Regions from separate parts of the Homo sapiens genome. Here region 2 is linked to region 1. The links are chromatin loops, found by intact Hi-C in ENCODE. Cell type or tissue: chondrocyte. All regions are shown on one strand. Each heading gives the region's core, and the rest is flanking DNA. Links, peaks and the distances in the headings are about the cores only.

Region 1 (2,922 bases), core at 145-2,644:
TTTTGCAGATTCTAATGAAATATTATTGTTTCAAGCAATGATCACCAATGGGTGATAAAACAGTTCTGAGAGTGGTTCTTGGGGAACTGGATATGTATCAGGTCCCCAAATTATCAGGCCAACAAGTTCACTTGTTACTCACAGAGAAAGATGAGGATGAACCCACCTGAACTTATTCATCAAGTTTTTTGATCCTAAAAGTGGGCACCAAGCAGTGGGTACCTCCTGATGTGATGTAATATGAAGTGCACGTCACCTAGGAAGTGTACTCTCCAAAAATGGTGAAACTGAATCTAATCAAAGGTGTAGATCCAACTTGCCATTTAAAAGACATACAGAGTAGGATCAGGCAGGGTGGCTCACGCCTGTAATCTCAGCACTTTGGAAGGCCAAGTATGATCCCAGGAGTTTGAGACCAGCCTGGGCAACGTAGTGAGATTCAGCCCCCACCCCAGTCTCTACCAAAAGAAAAAAAAAAAATACAAAAAATTAATCAGGGATGGTGGTGCACACCTGTAGTCCTGGCTACTCAGGAGGCTGAGGTGGGAAAATCATCTAAGTCCAGAAAGGCAAGGTTGCATTGAGCCGTGATTGCACCACTGCACTCCAGCCTGGGCGATGGAATGACACCCTATCTCAAAAAAATAAATAGAATAAAATAAAAAAACATACAGGGGAGGACAGCAACCAGTGAACTGACAACTCAAGGAAGCAGTCAGGCAAATGCTGGTTGTGGGGCATTTCACCAGAAAACAAGCTCAGCCAGTCATGACGGGGCATACTCTAGAAAAATTAAGAGACAATACTCATTAGACGGGATGCTGATTTGAACAAAGCAACTTTTAAATGACATTTTTGGAACAATCAAGGAAAATGGAATATGGATTAGGTAACATGTTATTGAGAAATTGTCATTAGTTTTATTCAGTGTGATCATGAGATTGTCATCATTATGCAGGAAAATGTCATTTTTAGAGACATATACTGATATGTTTCAGGGTAAAATGTCATGGTGTTAGCGATTTTTTTGAAATTCAAAAACAGAGGTAAAGCAAACTCATAAAAATGTGAATAATTTTTAAAACTAGATGATAGACATAATGGGTTAACTGTGCTATTCTCTGCATTCTGTAAATCTGAAAATTTTGATAACAAAAATTAGAGGCTGCTTACCCTGCCTGCCATCTTACAAATGACCACATGAGGGCAGCAGAGTATCAGGCTGGATGTGGGCTCGCGCTTTGAGAGGGAAATGCAGATAGGCGATCATCCCACTCATGCGTAATTTATTTACTTCTCATCTTTTCTTCTAACCCATCATTTAGTAAGCACTATGTGCAGGGGCCTGTGCTGGGCCTATAGGGGACAAAATGTCGAATTCACCCGATCTGGGATCCTGCAGCCACATATATTATGTCTGTATCTGGAGGCCAAGGAAGGGATGGTGACCAGGAACCTCTGTCCTGCTGGGTCTACCAGAAACACAGGTATCTCTGTGTTTGGCATCACTGGAAATGGAGACCTTGGCCAGACATGTTGGAAACAAAGAAATTAATGTGGGGAATGGAGGTAGCTGGCCACTCATGTTGTGTGAGTTGATCTGCATGCATTGGGGTTTACCACTTACTACTGTGATCTTGGGAAAATTACTTTACCTCTCTGAACCTCACAGGACTAATAATAGTTTATATCTTATAGCTGTCTGTTGCAAGAGAATGAGACTGTCTATGAAAAATTGCTTAAAACAGTGCCTAGCACATAGTAAGTGCTCAAGATGAACATATTTACCTGTCTATATGGAGAAAATGGTGAATGCAGCTTTGGGACTGGGGCACTGGAATCAAGACTCTCCAAAAGGCAAGATCACAACTATAGCAGCTACATTTATTGGGGGTTTCTCTGTGTCAGATGCTGTCCCAACAGCAAGCCTACAAGGCAGGGCTGTTACTGTCCCTACTTTAGAAATGAGAACTGAAGTGTTCACTTTCCCGAGGTCTTTCAGTGAGAAAGGAGGGAAGCTGGGATTTAAACCCAGGCAGCCTAGCCTTGGAGTCCTCATTCATATCCACCAGGGTGGCTGTACTCCTTTTTGGGGATGGGTGCTGTGGAAAGACAAAGCATTTACCTGGAGACAGGGGTGTGATCCTGCAGTCGACAGGGGCCTGTGGACCTGGGGAAGGGATGCGAGAATGTCCATGCTATGAATGTGTTTCTCAAGAGTGTCCTCTGGAGACTGGAGCTCTTGATAAGCTCTCTGGGCTTTGCCTGCTCAGCATCTTTGTTCTTTCTTTCAAGAGGCAGGATCGCACTCTGTTGCCCAGACTAGAGGGCAGTGGTGTGATCACAGCTCACTGCAGCCTCAAACTCCTGGGCTCAAGTGAGATCCTCCTACCTCAGCCTCCCAAGTAGCAGGAATTACAGGCTCACGCCACCATGCCTGCCTCATTGTGTGTGTGTGTGTGTGTGTGTGTGTGTGTGTGTGTGTGTGTGTGTGTGTGTGTCTGTAGTGACAGAGTCTCACTATGTTACCCAGGTTGGTCTCAAACTCCTACCCTCAAGTGAACCTCCCTCCCTACCTCCCAAAGTGCTGGGATTACAGGATTGAGCCACCACACCTGGCCCCAGCATCATCCTTCCAATAATAGAACTCATCTATTCATTTTGGGAAACAGCCCTTAATCTACTCTCAACCATGTGGTCAGGCAAGGCTAATCCCAAATCTAGCTCAAGACTGGGCAAGTAGCCAGATCTGGTCAATGACAGTAAGACCCACCCTCCACTGAGTGATTGGTTCATGGTAAGCATGTGACTCAAGCTAGGCCAATCAGAGGCAATCCTGGGACTCTGACTCATTCACTGGGAAAGAGAGACAGTTTTTTCTACTGGGGTAGCTAAATGCTAGGACGCAAGTCTAGAACTGCT
Region 2 (2,922 bases), core at 206-2,705, 450 kb after region 1:
TTTATAATACTGTGTGAAAAACCTGATACCAAAACTTCTGAAAAAGAAACCAGGCCTAGGAGATGAGGATTCTAGGGAAGATTATTAAATTGAGGATATTTTTAAGTTAGATTCTAAATTAGTAAATCGTGGCTAATAAGATGAAAATAATCTGATCCTTTAGTAAGATCTGAAGTAATATTGTTGCCCTGCAAAAAAGTGGTTGTTATCAGCATACCTTATATGTCAGCCTAAGCAAGATTAGATTTTCTCTTTTCTCTGATAGATGCCAATATTTAACATTGACTTTTATCTACTTTCAAAAATATCTATGAAATATACTTTCTGTCTCTGAATTAGAGTGTATGTATATTTGTGTTTACTTGAAATGTTATAGCTGGATGATAGATTTCAGAGCAGTTTTTATGCTTAGGGAAGCCACTGCCTCCCAAAAAGGTTTTCTTATGAGAATGAGGAAAATAAGTATAAATTTTCATATTTATGTTATTACTATTGATGTGCTTGGATAATTGTATTTATAAAAGTAAAAAATGTTCAGTATTTTATCTGAAATTTAATAATGGATATTGTACAGCCTAAGGAATTAAAAGAAAAAGGACCCTTTGAGAAAATGGCTTGTTCTTATGTATCTTAATATATACTGTGTTCACTTTATGTTTTGTCAGACACTGAAATTGAGGAAGAGAGATTTTGGCGTTCTGTTGGTTTATGGAGAGAGTTGATCAGAGATTGCTCCTTGGCTGAGTTGCTGTCTGCATAGGCTGTTAACAATTGTTTCTCTGGCAGCAGATCTTGTTCATCAGGATTGCATCATTTCTGGGAGAATGGCCAAGGTCCACAGCCTCAATACAAAGACTGTCTGAAGCATATGAGGCCTGTTCTCTTTCTGAAGCGGCACTCCTCTTCCTGCCAGTCCTCTTCACAGGATTACTGAAGCAGACTTGTTCTGAATTTCTTTCGTTGGATTGGTTGTTTATTGGACTTTTGTCTGCCAGCTGCTTCCGCCTCACCTGTCTGATGCAATTTCTTCTTCTGAAATCTGTTGGAATTGTTCATAAAACACTTTTTGTTTGTCTTCTCTGTGAGTGACCAGGGAGATCATACAGGTCTTGTGCTTTCAGCAAGTCATATAGAGAAGAGACTGTCAGAATGATGATACAGAGACTGTTGGCCATTTCTGAAACCAATTAAAAAGATGGGGTAATTAAGAAACATTTCTGGCATGTTCTATTTAACATCCTTTTCCCTAGAAACTGTATGTAAATGGCACCTCCTAAAGAGAGTACTCGGTACTACTGGAAGATACAGGCTGTGTCTGTTTCTGAATCCAAGAACTTACTAGTGTTCCTGTGGATTCTGATGGATTGTTCTGGAAATAGTTAAATTAATAATAAATTGAAACTGTGATGCATTCATTTACCCCCTACTGTACACTCACATCTATTTCGCTGTTTTCCTCCTTTCCTTTTTTTCTTTCTTATTTGCTATTGCTTCTTCCTTGATTTACTTTATTTCTTCCTTCCTTTTACTGTTACTTTGATACTTTTATTTCTCTAATTCTGGGTGTACTATTTTAAATCGTTTCTAAAAAATAGTTTATTTTCCAGTTTTTTAAAATTAGAAATCATAAAACATCAACATAAATGAAATGCATGCGTTCTAATGCTTGGTAACTGGAATCCTATGAATAGCTCTTTTCATGTTTATGATATGTTAATCTTTAAGGTGTTAATAACTCTGGCTAGCGTTAAATTTGACTTTTAGGAAAAAACACCAGAGACTTAAAGGATACTGATCATTTTCCCTTCCTTTTTGGAAGGTAGAAAATTAATTTAAGCGCCATTTTTTAAGCATGTTTCCATTTGACCGCAAATAGAACTGACTCCTTTTTATCACTCTTTTTTATAGTAGGACAAGAAACTAGATGGTGTGGAATGAAGGGAAAGAAAGGAGTAATAAATATGGACTTGTAATTTAATGGGTGATGATGGCCCCTTGTCTGGCTGGACAGTTGTCGGACATCGGGTTAAAGAAAGAACTCTGAATTTGAGAAGTGTTCAGTGAAGAAGGGAAGCACCTTTTAGGAGAGAGAAAAAGAAGGGATCCCTTGGAAAATGAGATAATTCTAATTTGAAGGAAGAGGAAAAATTAGCCAGTGACATAAGTATTTACCATTTAAGTCAAATAATTTCCTTCTCTACCATCTCGTTTCTGGCTTTATGGAAAAATAAAAAATTAAAGGGCAAAAAATTCAGTGCCGGATGGACGTAGGGTGGTAAACGAGATAGTATAGATGTAGGATGATAAACAAGACAGTATACAGAAACATAATATAGCTGTAGAATTCCATTCTGTGTGTTCATCAATGTTATTTCTTTCTGTACTAATTTTTGTCTCAACTTTTTCTAGGTCTTCAGAACTACTAGCAGATAATTTGGGGGGACTTCATATTCAGAAGTCTATATAAAGGTGACTGACCCAAGTAAATCCTTTTAATTTCTGTTTTATTTTTTGCATTTTAATGACTGCTGGAATCATGTTGTAGTAAATTGTGATTATAATTTACTTAGCAGATATTTCTGGAACTTCTCTACGTGTCAGTTATTGTTTTGGCCATTGAAACTACAGCAGTGGATAAAAATCCCTGTTCTCATAGAGTTTATATTCTGGTAGGAAAAAACAAACAAATTATAATAAGAAAATACTGCATTTAGATGATCTGTTAAATGTTCCTCGGTTAACATTTTAATAGCTACATTTTACAGAGTTACTTAGGGAAGGAACTATTCTTAGGGTAATATTTGAGAAATTTGGGATTATTAACAGAATTTGAATTAAGAAGCCTCATCATTATTAAAGCATTAGTTAGAATGAGATGGTCAAGCTAACCTATTATGGTTGCTTTCATCAGAAGAATGAAAC

What was found. Hi-C counts contacts between places; a loop is a spot of excess contacts. Peaks named below come from ENCODE experiments on the same cell type or tissue, not always from the same donor. Only the 100,000 strongest peaks of a DNase experiment are listed, where the experiment ranks them.
Region 2: a loop joins it to region 1, with 4 times the contacts of the local background. A loop is called at or near these places in 8 of 110 quality-filtered maps.

The regions. Positions count from the first base shown.
Region 1 is chr3:8,969,966-8,972,887 of GRCh38, forward strand. No RefSeq gene overlaps it. Among named protein-coding and RNA genes, the nearest start is that of RAD18, 8.0 kb to the left of the region's middle. RefSeq lists a silencer at 1,040-1,334. In chondrocyte, for the core only: a CTCF peak has its summit at 1,200 (motif pointing right); no DNase peak of the experiment used is centred there.
Region 2 is chr3:9,422,058-9,424,979 of GRCh38, forward strand. SETD5 (SET domain containing 5) reads left to right here. Exons shown (of 23, transcript NM_001080517.3): 2 at 2,410-2,469. Among named protein-coding and RNA genes, the nearest start is that of SETD5, 26 kb to the left of the region's middle. In chondrocyte, for the core only: CTCF peaks have their summits at 1,264 and 1,487; no DNase peak of the experiment used is centred there.